Linked DNA regions of Homo sapiens: region 2 is linked to region 1. A link is an interaction called in ENCODE POLR2A ChIA-PET data of the cell type or tissue named here. Cell type or tissue: PC-9. All regions are shown on one strand. Each heading gives the region's core, and the rest is flanking DNA. Links, peaks and the distances in the headings are about the cores only. Region 1 overlaps AGAP1 (ArfGAP with GTPase domain, ankyrin repeat and PH domain 1). Region 2 has its middle 25 kb from the start of AGAP1.

Region 1 (4,397 bases), core at 229-4,228:
TTAGGCTTTATAAGGATATTGATTATGGACTTTTGGCTGATTTCAGATCTAGAATTACAGAGTGAGATGGAAAAATGACAGAAATGCAGGGAAAAGTCGAAGCACAGTGTGTGGGAGTTGCATATGGCGAGATGCTCGAGAGATTGTCATTTTCCTTAAGTCAGTGAAAGATTGTCTTCTCAATAAATGATGTTTGCTCCGCTTGTTTCATATAGTAGCTGTAGGAGACCATACCTCTCCAGCCTTCTCTTGTGTGCATTTGTATGTGGGGTTAATTTTTTGTTTGTTTTGAGAAGACGGAGTTTCGCTCTGTCGCCCAGGCTGGAGTGCAGTGGCGTGATCTTGGCTCACTGAAACCTCCGCCTCCCGGGTTGCAAGCAATTCTCCTGCCTCAGCCTCCCTAGTAGCTGGGATTACAGTCATGTGCCACCATGCCCGGCTAATCTTGTATTTTTAGTACAGATGGGATTTTACTGTGTTGGTCAGCTGGTCTCAAACTCCTGACCTCAGGTGATCAGCTCACCTCGGCTTCCCAAAGTGCTGGGATTACATGCATGAGCCACTGCGCCCAGCCAGTGGGGTTAATTTTTGTGATCATTGTCTGGCTGTTGATTATTACTTGATTCTCCTGCTGTGTGTCTTCTCTCTTTCTGAGAGCCACAAAACACCACGTCCCCTTGCCTGAGTCTCTAGCTAGCTCTGTGGCCCCTAGGCCACACCTCTGCTGCCTGGTAACTTTCCTTGCTGCGTTGTGACAGAGCCCCTGTGGCCAGGCAAGTGTTGCCTTGGCGCTGGTCCTTTCTGTGAATATGGTGGAAAGTTGATCTCAGTCCTTCCAGGGAACTAGTCTTACAGTATATGCTGGAGGCTACTTTGTGCTGATGGTTGTAATAGCCACAATTTAGTGGACAGCCACTGTTGCCAAGTATCTTATGTACATTGGTGACCTCTTATAATAATTTACAAAATCCATGCTGTCATTGCCATTGTAAGGATTAAAGTGGCAAATAGTGAATCCAGGTTTGGTGTCCAGGGGTGCCTGATCTTAGAGCCTGTGTGTGGGGATTGAACTGGCAGGAGGTGCAGATCTCTCAAGCAGGTGGGGTGTCTGTGGGACAGGGGACAGCTGTGCAGTCAGCATCAGACTCCAGTTAATACAGAATGCTTGACAGCTCACGCTCCCCACATCACAAAATCCAGGACCTGGAAGGGAGCAGTGAGCACCCACATTGAGGTTATTTCATGACTGTATTCACCTGACCCCCACTGATGACCTCCCATGTGAGGTGCACACATTTGTCTACATGTGAATCCTCAGCTCTGGACTGTTGGGAATTTTGGAAGTAGTGGCTGGGCAGCCGAGGAAAGAAGTGAAGCTGGGTGGGCAGAAATCGAGGCCCCAGGCCCATCAGCCTGAGTGGTTGGGAGGAGAGCTTGGAGCTGGGGTTGTACGAGAATTGGGCTGGGCAAAGGCAGTGTCCACCTTGTTGGGTGATGAGGATGGGATTCAACAACTACCTGTCCTCTGGAGATTGAAAGGTTAAAATAAGGCTTGTTGGAGCCTTTGCCATCTGAAGCTTCTGTATGGTTTTGGGGTCAAAGTAGGTTTGGGGAGGCAAAAATGAGCCCCCAGACACTAAGAAGAGAAGGCACAGGACAGGCCACCATCCATCCCCTGCTGTCCCAAAACTGACAAGTCTCGTACCTCTGACAGTAAAACTCCCCGTAGGACTACAAGACGTGGGTCTTGGAGCTGCAGTTGGCCTCAAATGCAGGTTCACGAACTGACCAGAGCCAGCTGCTGCAGAGGCTGAGCTCATTCGCAGTCTTGGTGTATCTGAACTCATGATTGAAAGATTTTGATGTACAGTCGACTTGCCATATGCCTAATGTGATATCCCGTTAGACTGTGCTTCCGCTTTAGATAGGTAGTAGTTACAAGGGCTTTCACGGGAGCCCTTGTGCCTTAGTCCCTGTGTCCGTTTCCCATTGCAGCTGTACAAGGTTACCCCAGATGCAGTGGCTTCAAACAACACACATTTATTCTGTTATAGTTCTGGAGGTCAGATCCTAATATCAAGGTGTTGGCAGGGCCGCGTTCCTTCTGCAGGCTCTAGGGAAGAATTTGTTTCCTTGCTTTTTCCAGCTTCTAGAGGCTGCCCACACTCCTTGGCTCATGGCCCCTTCCTCTGTCTTCAAAACCAGCTGTGTAGCATCTTCCGATCTCTTCTTCCATTCCACTCCATCCTGACGTCCCCTTCTCCGGCTCCTCTGCTTTCTTTTTTCATTTGATAAGGACCCTTGTGATTACGTTGGACCCATCTGGATAATCTTGAATGATTTCCCTGTCTTAAAATCCTTGACTTAATCACAGCGACAGTGCCTCTTTATCATGTAAAGTCACAGTTGCAGGTTCTGGGGATTAGGACTTGGGCATCTTTGGGGAGGGTGGTGTCTGCCCACCTCAGTGTCCTTCCTCTGTGTTTCTCCTGAGGGCTGACTCTTCCCTCACTGTGGGAGACCCTGCACACCTGCTGTCATTGGGGCTGAGCCAGTCAACACCGGTTGAGGGTAGGGGGACACTGGCCAACCCAAAGGCTCTTGGCGGTCTCCACAGACTTCCACTTCAGTTTAGAAAGTACAGTGAGAAAACCAGTAGCTGAATAAAGATTTAGGGTATTTGGCACAGATCTGCTAATGCACGTGTCCGCAAATCTAGACTCAGCACAAGGAGTCTTAGTTTGGGATCACAACTGATTCTCCTGGTCCAGTGATACCTCTGGGCTCTTGTTCATTGGCTGGAGCTCTCCTTTTTGCTGGGAGGCAGTGCTTCATCTTGCAGTTCATGAGATGACTGGCACTTTTGCAGCCGGCCTCACACTGCTGGTTATGTGCATGGAAGAGGTCTCATCTCACTCCTTCCTATGGCTTTTCTAGCTGGGCAGACTCTGGTTCCTGTATTCTCCCCCTCAACTGTAGTGTTGAATGTTCACTGCCCATCCTTTCTGCCCTGCTCTGTGGCTGCCTGTCCTCATCTCTGCATCGGTCTTCTCTTTTCATGTCCTGTAGCTCATGAGTGACCCGCTCCCATGTCACCTGCCATTTTGGCCTTGAAATTTGGTAATGATTCATACATGTGTCCTCGCTTGTGCCATATCCAGTGGGACAAGGGAATTGGGACACCTTTGGTTCTCTGGTAGCTTTGCCTTTTTTTTTTTTTTTTTGAGACAGAGTCTTGCTGTGGCACCCAGGCTGGAGTGCAGTGGCGCGATCTCGGCTCAATGCAACCTCCGCCTCCCGGGTTCAAGCAATTCTCCCGTCTCAGCCTCCCAGAGTAGCTGGGATTACAGGTGCCTGCCACCACGCCCAGCTAATTTTTTTGTATTTTTAGTAGAGACGGGGGTTTCACTGTGTTGGTCAGGCTGGTCTCGAACTCCTGACCTTCGTTGATCCATGTGCCTTGGCCTCCCAAAATGCTGGGATTACAGACGTGAACCCCTGCACCCGGCCTAGCTTTGCTTTTAAATTGCAAGCTGGGACTCCAGCCCTGTGAAGTGGCTGTCCGCATTAGATCGGACACCTGGCAGACACTTGTTTAAGTTTTAGAATTTTAAAAAGGAAAATACAGGAGAAAAAGTAGAGTTGATCACAAAAAGTAGATTTTGCAGGAAATAGTTTAACTTTTAAAAAAGTTATCAATGTGTTATATGCAAATATGGAAAACTATAAAGAAGAAGAAAACAGTTGCCTATAATTCTTCTAGCTGGAGGTACCTGCTGTTACTCTTGGGGATGCTTTTTGTTTTTCTACCTTTGTAGCTTTTTAGTTTTTTTCTAAGACAAAGTCTCTCTCTTGCCCAGGCTGCAGTGCAACGGTGTGATCTCAGCTCACTGCAACCTCTGCCTGCCCAGCTCAAGTGATCCTCTCACCTCCACCTCCCAAATACCTGGGACTGCAGGCCCACGCCATCACACCTAGCTAATTTTTGTATTTTTGTAGAGATGGGGTTTCACCCAGAATGGTGTCAGACTTGGGTTTAAGCGATCCTCCTGCCTCGGGCTCCCAGAATGCTAGGATTACAGGTGTGAGCCACTGCACCTGCCCTACCTTTGTGTTTTACGAGGGTTGTATATGTATCACATATGCAGTGGTTTGTCCAGCTTTTCTCCTACAGTGACATTTTTCTTTGTCCTCGCCTTTTCATAAACTGTCTTTTTAAATGTTTGCTTGATATTTAATCATGGATGTATTGAGATGGACTCATCTCAAACTATATTAAAAACACTCTGGATGCTTTAAATAAAAAATGGCAAAAGTTAATGTTGTAAGAGAAGTGAAAAGAAAACCAAGAGCTCCTACCTGCCTCAGCTTACCCTTTGTTTGGTGCGTGGGTGCAG
Region 2 (4,397 bases), core at 245-4,244, 61 kb before region 1:
ACATTAAAGGATGTTTAACCTCAGAATTGAGAAAATGCAAATTAAATAATGATAGTATCATCATTAAATAATGGAAGAGGCCACTTTTCAACTATCATTGGGAAAATTAAACAGTTTGCATGCATCATTTGCTAGAATGTGGAAAATCTGGTAGGTTCACACATTGATGGTAGAAGAATAAACTACAGCAGTTTATTCAGTTTGCCAGCAGAAATCAACATTTTAAGTGCATGTTACCTTTGACCTAGTATTTCCATCATTAAAAATTTACCAGGCTGGGCACAGTGGCTCACACAGGTAATCCCAGCACTCTGGGAGACTCAGGCTGGCCTCTCACTATGTTGCCCAGGCTGGTCTCGAACACCTGGCCTCAGCTCCGTCAGGAGTACGAGACCAGCCTGGGCAACATAGTGAGACCCAATCTCTACCAAAAATACAAAAATAAGCCGGGTTTGGTGGTACGTGCCTGTGGTCCCAGTTACTCAGTAGGCTAAGGAGGAAGGATTGCTTAAGCCCAGGATGTGGAGGCTGTAGTGAATCATGATTATGCCATCATATTTCAGCCTGGGTGACAGAGCCAGACCCTGTCTTAAAAAAAAAAAAATTCCCTACAAATATACTTTGAAATGTGCACAAAGTTATGTGCACAAAATGCTCACTTGCAGCTGCATTTGTTATTTTAAAAAAAGAAAAATCCCTGAAATGTCTATTAAATAAATTATGTCTATGTAAATAAATTATGCTACAGCTATAAGTAAGATACTATGCACCCATTAAAAATATATGTGTTGGCCAGGCACAGTGGCTCACACCTGTAATCCCAACACTTTGGGGGGCCAAGGCGGACGGATCACGAGGTCAGGAGATTGAGACCAGCCTGGTCAACATGGTGAAACCTCGTCTCTACTAAAAATACAAAAATTAGCTGGGCATGGTGGCTCATGCCTGTAATCCTAGCTACTCGGGAAGCCAGGCAAGAGAACCAGGGAATCGGAGGTTGCAGTAAGCCGAGATCACGCCATTGCACTCCAGCTTGGTGACAGAGTAAGACTCCATCTCAAAAAAAAAAAAAAAAAAAAAAGTGTTGCAATGAGGTGACTATAGTCAATAATAATTTCGTTGTATATTTTAGAATAAGAGTATAATTGGATTATTTATGATACAGAGGATAAATGCTTGAGGGGATGGATACGTCATTCTCCAGAATGTGATTATTACACATTACATGCCTGTATCTAAACATCCCATGTACCCCATAAATATATACACCTACCATGTACCCACAAAAATAAAAAATTTAAAGTATATATGTGCTGATAAGATCCCCAAGATATATAATTAAGTGAAAAGCGTAGGGCTAGAACAAAGCGCAGTATGATCCTAACTTGGTCCTGTTTTGTTTTTAAGGTATACAGAATATTCATACAGATTTTGCTCATATGCAAACAAGATAGACCCGAGGATACGTAGGAATTTGCCAATAATTACTCCCAGTGAGTAGAACTGGTGGGTGGGGATATAGTTTTGTTTCTTTCTTTAGATCATTTTGTGTTTTTTGGGGTGTTTTTTTTGCCATATATTCATTTGTTTACATTGAAAATAAAACAGACTCAAAAGTAAATAAAGGTGCTGTATCAATGGAGAATATTCACCACTTCCTGTGTAAATTTAATTCCGAAGGACAGCGTGCACCTGAGTAATGTAGATAAAAAGACCCTGTGAGTCTAGGGGCTGTCAGATGGACTCTGCCCCGGCACACACGGAAGCAGGAGATGCTCCTGCCCGTCACTGGGAAGGGAAGTGGAGGCAGTCCCGTTCCTGATGTCTCAATGTCAAAAATGGCCAGGCTGAGCATAACCTCCCTCCTGCTACCCGATACTCAGCTCAGCTTGAGGACTCAGCTCTGACTCAGAGAAGGATCTGGTTCCAGGGAATTTTGTCATGAGAAGCAAATCATGTGACACCCCAGTGTGAGAAATGGCTGGCCAGTGTAAAGCTGTGGAAAATTGAAGTTAGTCTTGGCTCCAGGCTTTATGGAGGTTTTTCTATTAACCAGAGGTGAGCTCAGGTGCGAGGTTAATGGAAAGGTGCAGAGAAGGCTGTCGGGGGACTGCGGTGACGGTTTACACTGCTGTGTAGGATGCAGTTCCTGTAACAAGTGGATATTCTCTTCTATTATAAAATACAGCCCCATGGGACTGTGGCATCAAAGGCCTCTTGTGGGTCTGGAAACTCTTAGCTGGAGGAGAAAAACAGGCTCTGCTCAGGATGCAGGCTGACAAGCATAAGCCTTGTTTTGTTCTCTGTAGAAACAATGAAACTTCAAGCATAAGGAAAAATTGCTTAAATTCCTAACATCCCACCACCCTAAGTTAATTAATTGGCATATTTTCTTCCTATCTTCCTATGCATGGGTGCATGTTTTTCATATTTCTAATTAAAATACTCACAAGTTGTAGCATTTTGCCTTTTTAAACTATATACTATAAAATCTATTTTCAGCAGGGTGTGGTGGCTCACGCTTGTAATCCCAGCACTTTGGGAGGCCAAGGCAGGTGGATCACTTGAGGCTGGGAGTTCGAGACCAGCCTGGCCAACGTGGTGAAACCCCATCTATACTAAAAATACAAAATTTAGCTGGGCGTGGTGGCGGGTGCCTGTAATCTCAGCTAATCGGGAGGCTGAGGCAGGAGAATCACTTGAACCTGGAGATAGAGGTTGCAGTGAGTGGAGATCATGCCATTGCACTCCAGCCTGGATGACAAGAGCGAAACTGCATCTAATATATATATATATATATATATATATATATATATATATATATATATATATATATTTTCCATATCTCTGTATAACCTTACTACTTGCGGTCTTACTGTACCACATTTTACCAAGTTGACACACAGTTCCCTATTGTTGGATAGTTATATATTGTTAAATACTTTTGATTTGATGACCTACAAGATATCATTCCAGGGAGCATTTTCAATGTACGCAGTTTTTTCCTCCTGTTAAATTGCTTCCTAAAAATACTCAGGACTGGAACGACAAGGCCAAAGGCATAACCATTTTTGCAACATGTTGCCACATTGCTTTCCAGCTGGGTTATAATGGTGTTCTGTGCCTATGAGTTGCTGGGAGGAATTGCTCAGACAAGAATAGAGCCAGGAAGCCAGGAAGACAGTAGCTATTTTGGTCAGTTGGGGCTGCTATAACAAAATACTATAGACTTAAGAAACTGAAATTTATTTCTCACAGTTCTGGAGGCTGGAAGTCCAAGATCAGGGTGCCAGCATGATTGGGTTCTGCTGAGGGCTGTGTTCTTAGTTTGCAGATGACCACTTTCTTGCTATGTCTTCGCATGGCATTTTCTTGGTTGGTGCACTCAGAAAGACAGAGAGAACAAGATCTTCCATAAGGCCACCAACCCTATCAGATTAGGACCACATTCTTAGAACGACATTTAACCTTAAGTACTTCCTGAAAGCCTTATCTCCAAATACAATCAGATTGGGGGTTAGCATTTCAACATATGCATTGGGGTGGTGGAACACAATTCAGTCCATAGCAGTAGCCCTGCCCACCAGGGAAGCTCTTGGACCATCTGAGCCCAGCTTGTCCATGGACATACCACTCCACCAGCCTCTTCTCTGCAGAAAAGCCTATATGATGTGAGAAGAGGGAACACGAGCTCTACACCTTTAACAGAGTTTTGGGGGAAGTCATTAAAACAGAGAGGTGGGCAAGTTTGATTTCCATGTTGAGACCAGCAGACTGATTCCAACCTTGTTTGTTTGTAATTGACAATCACTGGATATGAGCTCAGCTGAAGCACACTGAGAATGAGGCGGTGGCATTCTAGACCTAAATCTGCCACTTAACAATCACCTGTCAGGTTCCTGCACCTCCAGTCTGCTCAGATCTTAGGGTGACCTGACACCACCACCAGGACCTTGCCAGCTTCCCCAGGATCCTGGAGCAGCATAATGAGGATGGGCTTGTTTGCTTTAGAGAATCTCTAAGAGCATCATTGGCCTCCTGACGTTGCCAGCACCTTGGAGACAGGTGATGCAATAGCTGAGCATTGGAGCAAGCTTCACAAAGTTTGGCTTCCATTGCATCACCTGTTCCAAACTGCCCCCAGGTCAGTCCTCATCCCCTTCTATCGCCATGACCAAACAGTCCACGACTGGCCAGGGGCTCTCTGTTTTGAGGCAAGATGGAAAAAAGATGGTCTCCCTGCCAATATGCCCCTCACCCACGTCTTATGCTCTGCAGTGCTGGACAGTTCCCAGTGGGTGTACACTTTGGCCATAGGGATTCCTCCAGGGAGCAAAAATGGTACCCATGAGACCAGAACTGGTGGGTGAAGCTGCTTGAACAAGCAGGGCAAGACT

What was found. Peaks named below come from ENCODE experiments on the same cell type or tissue, not always from the same donor. Only the 100,000 strongest peaks of a DNase experiment are listed, where the experiment ranks them.
Region 2: POLR2A ChIA-PET joins it to region 1 with 7 read pairs; 2 of 35 experiments call an interaction of 5 or more read pairs at or near these places.

Annotation. Positions count from the first base shown.
Region 1 is chr2:235,528,402-235,532,798 of GRCh38, forward strand. The region is part of intron 1 of AGAP1 (ArfGAP with GTPase domain, ankyrin repeat and PH domain 1); the gene reads left to right. Among named protein-coding and RNA genes, the nearest start is that of TNRC17, 13 kb to the left of the region's middle. In PC-9, for the core only: no CTCF peak of the experiment used is centred there; no DNase peak of the experiment used is centred there.
Region 2 is chr2:235,467,278-235,471,674 of GRCh38, forward strand. No RefSeq gene overlaps it. Among named protein-coding and RNA genes, the nearest start is that of AGAP1, 25 kb to the right of the region's middle. In PC-9, for the core only: no CTCF peak of the experiment used is centred there; DNase peaks (open chromatin) are centred at 514 and 1,864; H3K4me3 peaks cover 764 bases; H3K27ac peaks cover 2,464 bases.